Linked DNA regions of Homo sapiens: all the other regions are linked to region 2. A link is a contact called in ENCODE Hi-C or POLR2A ChIA-PET data. All regions are on one chromosome and are shown on one strand. The core of a region is the stretch at or near the end of the contact, and the rest is flanking DNA. Distances in the headings are between cores, read along the strand shown. Region 1 holds the start of GLI1 (GLI family zinc finger 1). Region 2 holds the start of NEMP1 (nuclear envelope integral membrane protein 1). Region 3 has its middle 12 kb from the start of PTGES3.

Region 1 (2,913 bases), core at 308-2,807, 380 kb before region 2:
ATGGTGGAGGGGGAGAGGTCTCTGGACCCCGCCCCCTAGGGAAAACCACACTTATTCCGACCCTTACATATCCCCCGGGAAACCGCCCGCCTTCTCCCTCTACTGGAACGTAAAGACCTATCCTAGAAGACCCCAGCTCTCCAGACCCCTAAAACCCTCAGTCCCCAGGCTCTACGGGGTCCCCTTTCCGTAATCCTGTCCCGAAAGCTAGCTGCCCAGTGCTGATTGTTTCGGGGTCATGGGACCTGAAAGAGGATTCAGAGCGGGGAGCAAGGGCAGGCAGGGTGGTCTGAGCCAGAGGAGGGGCCTCGATCCCCAGCTCCCGTTTGGGCGGGGTGCCAACGGGGATACACAGGCTGGCAGTGGCCAGTGGTCCCGCCCAGCCCCGGTAGGGGTCTCCCTGCGGCTGGCTCCCGCTGCCCCGGTGGTCCTGAGGTCAGAGGGTCAAGACAAGGTCTCCCCGGCTCCTCCTGAGCTCCTTGCCCACAGCCCTTGGGACTCAGGAGTCCAAATTGCATGGGGTCATTCTAGGGCCTTCACTAGACCTTGGACAGCCCCCCCCCGCCCCAGCCCCCTTCCAAGTCCAGAAGACACTCCTTTCCCCTAAAGCACAAGCATCCACTGGCACATCTGTCACAAGACAGGTCAAAGGTTCAAGCCTGGCTGGCCCCTAGTGGCTCTGTTGCCTCCCACACACCCGTCCCCACCCCACCTGGAGCTCCCTCCTTTGCAGTCCCCACCTTTCAGAAACACTGACATCTTCCTACCCCACGCGCAGACACACACCTGGGGTTACCTCTCTACAACGCAGACCTCCAGCTAGCCATCCCTCCAGCCTCTTAAACTTAACCGCATGAAAGTAAGATATTTCTAATATATGGGAGAGGCGGAGACAAAGACCCACGGTTCCCTGAGACAGAGATACACAGACTGACAGAAGAAAAAAAGGGAAGAAAAAGAAGATACAGAGAAAGACACAAGTGAAAAATCTGGAGTTTCTAATGTCTCACCCCAGGCTCTCCCACCCCTATTTTGCCTCTATGTCCCGGGTCTGGGATGAGTCCCTAAGAAGCTGAGCATCCCCTCAGGCCCCCTCCCCCACTGCTCCCAGGTGGTCCCCCGCCTGCCCCCCCTTCTCACCTCTGTCTGGGCGCTGGGCTCGGGATGCGCGGTCCAGGGCTGGAGTCTGGGCTGGGGGGTGTGCGGTGGGGAGGGGGGGCGGAGAGGGCCACGGCAGCGCAGCCTCGATGCCACCCCCACCCCCCCAACCTGGCCCCCAGCCCTCCCGCCGGCCCAGCCCGCCGGGCCGCAAGCCCGGACCACCCGCGAGAAGCGCAAACTTTTTTTTTCCCTTTTGCAAAAACTTTTTCTCTCTCCAGCCGCTGGCGCGCCGCCGCTCTTCCCGCTCGCCCCTCACCTCCCTTCTATTTCCCTCCCTCTTGCCGTTCTGGAGGATGAGGCGGGGTAGCTGGAAGCAAGAGAAGGGGTGCCGGGCTTATTGCACCCCCAGGACCCCCAGGATCCTCCCCCTCCCTTGAGGGACCCTATACTGCTTACGCCCCCCCCCCCGCCCCGGCTGAACACGCTGCTGTTGGTGAGTACTAAATCCCGGCTTGGATTTCTGGATCGGCTGGCCCCAAAGAGGCCCCGACAACCAGATTGAGGAAAATATTGCGGGGCAGGGGGAGAAGTTCAACCGAGAACGATAATAGTGGAGGTAGGGTAGTCGCCTTTGGTTGGTGCTAACTGAGCATTCTGCCATCCTGTGGTTTATCTGCAGGCCTCACCCTTTGGATGGAACTTGCAGCGGCCGGGACAGAGTTGCGGTTTGGGGCAAATCAAGTTGGGTTGGGGGCTCTGGAAGAAGGTGAGGAGTCTATGGAGCATAAAAGCAAGGAGCAGCGGCTGAGGCTCTGGGTGCAGGGTGTGGTTCACGAGGTCACCAAGGAGCCCTGGGACTGAAGCCCCTTTCCCTAGAACCCCGGCTCTACGTCTCGAAGTTCTGGAGGGTGCCGCCCCTCCGCACCACGTCACTGCAGGCTCTAGCTGCTCTTCCAGGCTTTCTGCTCCCTCTGCTGGCCGTTCTCACACATGACACCCGCTCGGAGTCGAAGCAGAAGAGCTGGGGAACTGAAGGAGGAGCCCAGTTGAAGGAGGAGCCCCTCACTAAAGCCCACTTAAAAGCCCAGGAGGTGGATATGTGAGCTCTGAGAAACGGAGAGGCAGAGGTTGCTATGCCCAGCGGTACTGCCTGACAGGGAAGTGCCCTGCCTCTTTAGATTTGCATTGCCATCGTGACCGGATATAAGGGAGGGGCAGCATTTCAGTCTCTGATTTTTATGAGAAAGAGGAGGAAGCATGACAAGGAAAAAGGGCACCCTCTCCCCTTTTTTTCAACCCCACAGGCAGACCTCCCACATCCTAGCTCTGCTTCCAAGAACCACCCCCTTGGGTGTGGAAGGTCAGTGGGTTAACTGTTCAGTCTGAGGGTCAAGGGGGAAAAGAAAAGGTGAAGGTAGGGGGAGATCTGGGACTTTGACCCAGGCTAGTTATCCCCAGAGGGTCAGAGACCCAGCTCAGTCAGACCAGACTAATGGGCACTGAAAAAAAGGCACCCCACACATGCTCCTGTCCCAGCCTCGAGCCCCTTCTTCCAGAGGAGCTATTTATGTATTTATGTATTTATTTATTTTTATTTGGGACGGGGCCTCACTATTTGCCCAGGCTGGAGTGCAGAGGCTATTCACAAGTGTGATCATAGCCTCGAACTCCTGGGTTTAAGCGGTCTTCCGGCCTTAGCCTCCTAAGTAGCTGGGACCACCGGTGCCCAGCAAGAAGAGCTCTCTTAGAACACCTTACTTTCTTCTCCCCACCCAGTTCTATAGACCAGTGAGTCTCAAACTTTTTGGTTTC
Region 2 (3,333 bases), core at 422-2,921:
GCTTACAGCCACCTACCACCATGCCTGGCTAATTTTTGTATTTTTAGTAGAGACGGGGTTTTGCCATGTTGGCCAGGCTGGTCTCGAACTCCTGACCTCAGTTGATCCACCCGCCTCGGACTCCCAAAGTGTTAGGATTACAGACCTGAGCCACCATGCCCGGCCCATTTTGACTTTTAAAAAGGTCCTTGTTTTAGACCAGGTGCAGTAGCTTACTCCTGTAATTTCAGTAATTTGGGAGGCCAAGGTGGGATAATCACTTGAGGCCAGGAGTTTGAGGTCAGCCTGGGCAACATAGCAAGATATTGTCTCTACAAAAAGTAATTAAAAAAAATTAAGCCAGACATAGTGGCTCATGCCTGTAGTCCCAGCTACTTGGGAGATTGAAGTGGGAGGATCATTTGATCCTGGGAGTTCGAGGCTGCAGTGAGCTGTGGTTACACCACTGCATTCCAGAAGGGTTACAGAAGGAGACCTTGTCTCAATAACAACAACAACAACAACAACAACAATGAAACAAACAAATAGCTGGGCATGGTGGTGCATCCCTGTAGCCCAACCTATCTAGGAAGCTGAGGTGGGAAGATGGTTTAAGTCCAGGAATTCAAGGTTACACTGAGCTGTGATGGTGCTGTTGCACTCCAGCTTGGGTGTCAGAGAATGACCCTGTCTCTAAAAACATTAAAAAAAAAAATTCTTGTTTTGAAAGCTTGAACCTTCCCCAGGAGATGCCCCCTTCCTTGAATTCCTCAATTCATTTGGCTCTATCATCTGTAGTTTTCCTACCCATCACCATCAGATCCTCTTAAAAAAAAAGTTTCAATTTCTACTAACAGTTTCTGAACACCTGGATCTCTGCTGGGCCCTGTGTTAAATCATTGAATGGGAAGCAGCTAATCCATATAAATAACTCCGGCTTTGGAGTCAGTAGGATTTAGGTTGGGATCACAGACCAGATGAACTATGAAATCTTGGGCAGGTTCCTGTGGCTGTCTTGGCTTTGGCTTCTTAAATGGAGAGAATTATATTTGTCTCACAAGATGATAAGAGGAATAAATGAATCTTTCTTAATCCTAACATTAATTTTACTTCCAAAAATAAAAATCCTATGAATACATTTTTAAAAGCTAATGTTTATGCTTATAAAATATTGACACACACTTTTTTGTGACTTCTATTTTAAATCCTTTAGGACTTTGGAGAACCACACTTTTGTCAGTCGACTTTAAAAATCGTCCTATCAGGGTCCTACTCATAAAGCGATCTCAATTGTAGGCGTCTCATAACAGAAAGGTCGTGATAAAAAGTAACCGAAAGAAAACGGAAGGAACTTCAGACAGCTTCTATGGAAATACCGAGTTTGGTCAAGGAGGCCTCTCCCATTCCGATTTTCTATTGGTTAAACTTACCATCAATCACACCAGTTGTAAATAAACTGAAGACGGAAGCATGTTGTTAGCGGGGTGGGATCTTCCTGTCGCCACTGCTAGGGTGAGAACCCATTTTCCAATAGGCTGAAAGCTGCTTTTCCCGCCCTCTCTCTTCAGTTGCTAAGGGGCGGGACTCATAGGGCCCTTGGAGGGCTGGGTGCTCGAAGCCCTGCCCATCCCATTGGTTGATAGGGGCGGGTTTCGTAGAGGATAGGCTGCTGTCGTTGCCCGTTCGGAGTTAGTTGCTGGGGTAAGGCACGTGAGGAGGAGGTGGCTTGAGGCAACCATGGCGGGAGGAATGAAAGTGGCGGTCTCGCCGGCAGTTGGTCCCGGGCCCTGGGGCTCGGGAGTCGGGGGCGGTGGGACAGTGCGGCTACTCTTGATCCTCTCCGGCTGCTTGGTCTACGGCACAGGTACCGCCCGGGCAGCAGCTGCCAAGGGGGCAGGTGCCGAGGGGGTTATTTTTGGAAAAGGGATTGTCCCGAGGGCGCGGGCCGTTACTCTGCAGAAGGGCGGTGGCTCTACCGAGGGCCGCCGGCGTAGTGTGGTGGAAGAAACTTGGCAGGCTAGTGGGCGTCGGGACTGAGGGTCTGGGCCCTGAAGCGGGCTGGGGCAGCTTCCAGAGTGGGGAGGAGCCTGAAGCCTTTTGGCGGAGACAGGAAGGGAGGCCTAGACTGGTTGAGAAGCAGTCCTGGGGGCTGTGTCTCGTTGCAGAAGCCTTGAGTTTCTTGGTTAAAAGCGAGAAAACCTGGGGACCATTCTGGGCAGGCAGAGCAGCCGCGGGAAAGGGACCATCTCATTCATTCGGCAAATCAGCAAACACCATCTGAGCGTATGCTCTGTCAGGACGCAGGGCACGGGTGGCAGAACGGATGTAGTTGACAGAAATGCAGTGATCTCTACTATCTTCTGCTCTTGTAAAACCTTGATTCCTTACCGCCCCCGGCCCGCGAGATGGAGTCTAGCTCTGTCACTCAGGCTGGAGTGCAGTGGTGCGATCTCGCTCACTGCAACCTCCGCCTCCTGGGTTCAAGCAATTCTCCTGCTTCAGCCTCCGGAGTAGCTGGGATTACAGGCACCCGCCACCGCGCCCGGCTAATTTTTGTATTTTTAGTAGAAATGGGGTTTCACTATGTTGGCCAGGGTGGTCTCGAACTCCTGACCTCGTGATCCATCCGCCTTGGCCCTCCCAAAGTGCTGGGATTACAGGTGTGAGCCACCGTGACCGGCCAAATAATGCATGTTTATTTTAGATGATTTGGCAAGGTACAATTAAGTATAAAGAAGCAGGCAGAAACCACACTGTTAATCCATTCAGAAGCAATCTATTTTAGCACACTTTCTTCTGATCTTTTTCCACATATTTTTAATTTTTTATGAATTGATAATTTGTATCCAGTTAGTACTCTAGTTCTCTTCCCTGGAGGCTGCCAGTCGTTACCAGAGATAGTTTTCTCGTTTGATTTTGTAGTACAATAATTTTCCCAAGTAATTTAAAATTCTTTTTTTGTTTTTTTGTTTGTTTGTTTGTTTGAGATGGAGTTTTGCTCTTGTTGCCCAGGCTGGAGTGCAGTGGTGCAATCTCAGCTCACTGCAACCTCCGCCTCCTGGGTTTAAATGATTCTCCTGCCTCAGCCTCCTGAGTAGCTGGGATTACACTTGCCCGCCACCACGCCCGGCTAATTTTTTTTTTTTTTTTTTAAACAGAGTCTCCCTCTTTCGCGCAGGCTGGAGTGCAGTGGCCAGATCTCGGCTCACTGCAAGCTCCGCCTCCCAGGTTCACGCCATTCTCCTGCCTCAGCCTCCCGAGTAGCTGGGACTACAGGCGCCCACCACCACGCCCGGCTAATTTTTTGTATTTTTAGTAGAGAGGGGGTTTCACCGTGTTAGCCAGGATGGTCTT
Region 3 (3,315 bases), core at 157-2,656, 380 kb after region 2:
ATTTTATTTTTTTGTATTTTTTTGTATTTTTAGTAGAGACGGGGTTTCATCATGTTGGCCAGGCTGGTCTCGAACTCCTGACCTCAGGTGATCCACCTGACTCGGCCTCCCAAAGTGCTGGGATTACAAGCATGAGCCATAGTGCCCAGCCAAGATCTCTGTTTTAATGTTAATGCTGGTCAGTTGTGCCAGAACTCCAAAGGGAAGAGAGTATAATGAGGCATATTCAATGCCTCCCATTCCCCACATTGCCTGAACTACTTTTTCAGGAGTTTGGGGGTCCTCTTGGCCAAATGGGGATCCATTCAGTCAGTTGGGGGGCTTAAAATTTTATATTTTTATTTATTTATTTATTTATTTAGACAGAGTTTCGCTCTTGTTGCCAAGCCTGGAGTTCAATGGCCCAATCTCGGCTCACCACAACCTCTGCCTCTCGGGTTCAAGTGATTCTCTTGTCTCAGCCTCCGGAGTAGCTGGGACTACAGGCGCACGCCACCACACCAGGCTAATTTTTGTATTTTTAGTAAAGACGGGGTTTCACCATGTTGGCCAGGATGGTCTCGATCTCCTGACCTCGTGATCCACCCGCCTCGGCCTGGGATGACAGGCGTGAGCCACCGTGCCCGGTCTAAAATTTTATTTTCTACAGTTCTAACACCCAGAAGTGAGATTGCTGGATTTTTGATTTCTGAATTAAGCACAGAGTTTCCTGACCTGTGTCCCAAGAATTGCCTTTACAGTCCCACTGATTTGTTGATCTAGTTCTTAGAAATCTTAATTAAGACCCGGTGCGATGGCTCATGCCTACAATCCCAGTACTTTGGGATGCCAAGGAGGGTGGATCACCTGAGGTCAGGGGTTCGAGACCAGCCTGCCCAACATGGTGAAACCCCTGTCTCTACTAAAAATACAAATATTAGCTGGGTGTGGTGGCGGGCACCTGTAATCCCAGCTACTTGGGAGGCTGAGGCTGGAAGGCTGAGGCTGGAGAATCGCTTGAACCCAGGAGGCGGAGGTTGCAGTGACCGGAGACCACGAATTACACTCCAGCTTGGGTGACGAGTGAAACTCCGTCTCAAAAAAAAAAAAAAGAAATATTCATTAAATTAGATCTTTCTCTGCCTTTTCATTTGGTATAAATCTGGCTTAATGAAGCAGACACTGCCTACATGCATTTAATGACTCTAAGAAAGCAGCAACTCCCAAAGGACACAAATTAAGGATGAAAGTTTCTAACTGCTCTTGGCCAACTGTATGATGGAGAGTTGTGTCAGGAAGTGAAGAAATTTCCTCTTTTGTTATTTAAAAGGGAGACTAAGAGACTGTGGTTAGCAATTCATAATAGCCTGTGTCTCCAGCCCATGAGAGTCACTTGGGGCCGGCGCGGTGGCTCATGCCTGTAATAGCAGCACTTTTGGAGGCTGAGGCGGGCGGATCACTTGAGGTCAGGAGCTTGAGACCAGCCTGGCCAATATGGTGAATCCTTGTCTCTACTAAAAAAACAAAAATTAGCCGAGCCTGGTGTCAGGCACCTGTAATCTCAGCTACTCTGAAGGCTGAGGCAAGAGAATCGCTTGAAGCCGGGAGGCAGAGGTTGCAGCAAGCCGAGATCGCGTCATTGCACACCCGCCTGGGCGACAAAGCAAAACTCCCTCTCAAAAAAAAAAAAAAAAACAAAAGGCGGGGGGCAGTGGCTCACGCCTGTAATCCCAGCACTTTGGGAGGCCGAGGCAGGCGGATCACGAGGTCAGGAGATCCAGACCATCCTGGCTAACACAGTGAAACCCCGTCTCTACTAAAAATACAAAAAATTAGCCGGGCGTGGTGGCAGGTGCCTGTAGTCCCAGCTACTCAGGAGGCTGAGGCAGGAGAATGGCGTGAACCCGGGAGGCGGAGCTTGCAGTGAGCCAAGATGGCGCCACTGCACTCCAGCCTGGGCAATACAGCGAGACTCCATCTCAAAAAAAAAAAAAAAAAAAAGAATAATTTTTGACCTTGATTTACCAAGCGTGGTGGTGCGCCCCTGTAATCCCAGCTACTCCGGAGGCTGAGGCAGGAGAATCACTTGAACCCGGGAGGCGGAGGTTGCAGTGAGCCGAGATCGGCCATTGAACTCCAGCCTGGGCAACAAGAGCGAAACTCCTTTTCAAAAAAAAAATTAGCCAGGTGTGATGGCGCCCGCCTGTAGTCCCACCTACTTGGGAGGCTGGGGCGGGAGGATCACTCAAGCCCAGAGGTCAAGGCTATGGTGAGCAGAAATCGTGCCACTGCACTCCAGCCCAGGTGACAGAGTGAAACCCTGTCTCAAAAAGATAAAATAAATAAGGCCGGGTGCCGTGGCTCACCTCTGTAATCCCAGCACTTTGGGAGGCCGAGGCAGGTGGATCACCTTAGGCCAGGAGTTCGAGACCAACTTGGCCAAGATGATGAAACCCTGTCTCTACTAAAAATACAAAAATTAGCCAGGTGTGGCGGTGCGCACCTGTACTCACAGCTACTTGGGAGGTTCAGGCAGGAGAATCGCTTGAACCCATGAGGTGGAGGTTGCAGTGAGCCAAGATGGCACCACTGCACTCCATCCTGGGTGACAGAGTGAGACCCTGTCTCAAAAAATAAATAACAAAGAAACAGAAGACAGCCTTTTTAAGAAAAAGGAATGGCTGGTCAACTATGTCAAAAACTTCTGTCAGAGGCCTTTGAAACAGAGCAACTCCATCTTGAATAGGAGCAGGGTAAAATGAGGCTTAGACCTCCTGGGCTGCATTGCCAGGATGTCAGGCATTCTATGTCACAGGATGAAATAGGAGGTTGGCCCAAGGTACAGGTCACAAAGACTTTGCTGATAAAACCAGCATGTGGTAAAGAAGCTGGCCAAAAACCACCAAAACGAAGATGGTGATGAAAAATGACCCCCTCGTCATCCTCACTGTTCATTATATATGCTTATAATTCATTAGCATGCCAAAAGACACACCCACCAGCACCATGAAGGTTTACAGATGTCATGGCAAAGTCAGGAAGTTACCCAATAAGTCTAAAAAGGGGAGGAGCCTTCAGTTCAGGGAATTGCCATGCCTTTCCCAGAAAGCTCATAAATAATCCACCCCTTATTTAGCATATAATCAATAAATAATCATAAAAGTAGTCAACCAGTAGCCCTCGGGGCTGCTCTGGCTATGAAGTAGCCATTCTTTTATTTCTTTATTTCCTAATAAACTTGCTTTCACTTTACCATATGGATGTGTCCAAATTCTTTCTTGCTTGAGGCTCAAGAACCCTCTCCTGGGGTCTGAATAGGGATCCCTCTGTGGTAAC

The links. A loop is a pair of places that touch in the nucleus more often than their neighbours do. ChIA-PET counts read pairs that join two places held with the same protein, here RNA polymerase II (POLR2A). Pooled maps may share reads with other maps.
Region 1: a loop to region 2 is called in a pooled map, with 4 times the contacts of the local background. The contact joins the promoter of GLI1 here to the promoter of NEMP1 in region 2. A Hi-C loop is called at or near these places in 1 of 168 maps with a recorded cell type or tissue (HCT116), 5 of 37 single-sample maps with no recorded cell type and 14 of 50 pooled maps. POLR2A ChIA-PET finds 5 or more read pairs at or near these places in 4 of 52 experiments (BJ, Panc1, WTC11 and 1 more).
Region 3: a loop to region 2 is called in a pooled map, with 2.1 times the contacts of the local background. The contact joins the enhancer-like site here to the promoter of NEMP1 in region 2. A Hi-C loop is called at or near these places in 1 of 50 pooled maps. POLR2A ChIA-PET finds 5 or more read pairs at or near these places in 8 of 52 experiments (A673, B cell, GM10248 and 5 more).

The regions. Positions count from the first base shown.
Region 1 is chr12:57,458,429-57,461,341 of GRCh38, reverse strand. It overlaps GLI1 (GLI family zinc finger 1), which reads right to left and starts at 1,557. Exons shown (of 12, transcript NM_005269.3): 1 at 1,141-1,557. It overlaps LOC124902947 (a long non-coding RNA gene), which reads left to right. Exons shown (of 2, transcript XR_007063335.1): 2 at 1,781-2,913. RefSeq lists enhancers at 1,829-1,878, 1,889-1,968.
Region 2 is chr12:57,077,129-57,080,461 of GRCh38, reverse strand. NEMP1 (nuclear envelope integral membrane protein 1) reads left to right here and starts at 1,671. Exons shown (of 9, transcript NM_001130963.2): 1 at 1,671-1,843. The coding sequence starts at 1,717. RefSeq lists enhancers at 1,697-1,746, 1,867-2,116.
Region 3 is chr12:56,698,927-56,702,241 of GRCh38, reverse strand. No RefSeq gene overlaps it. Among named protein-coding and RNA genes, the nearest start is that of PTGES3, 12 kb to the right of the region's middle. RefSeq lists silencers at 1,325-1,384, 1,333-1,487. Within about 2 kb of position 1,406, at least 6 of the 41 ENCODE cell types and tissues checked have a DNase peak (open chromatin) inside an H3K27ac peak, as active enhancers do; they include A673, where a contact is called at or near this core.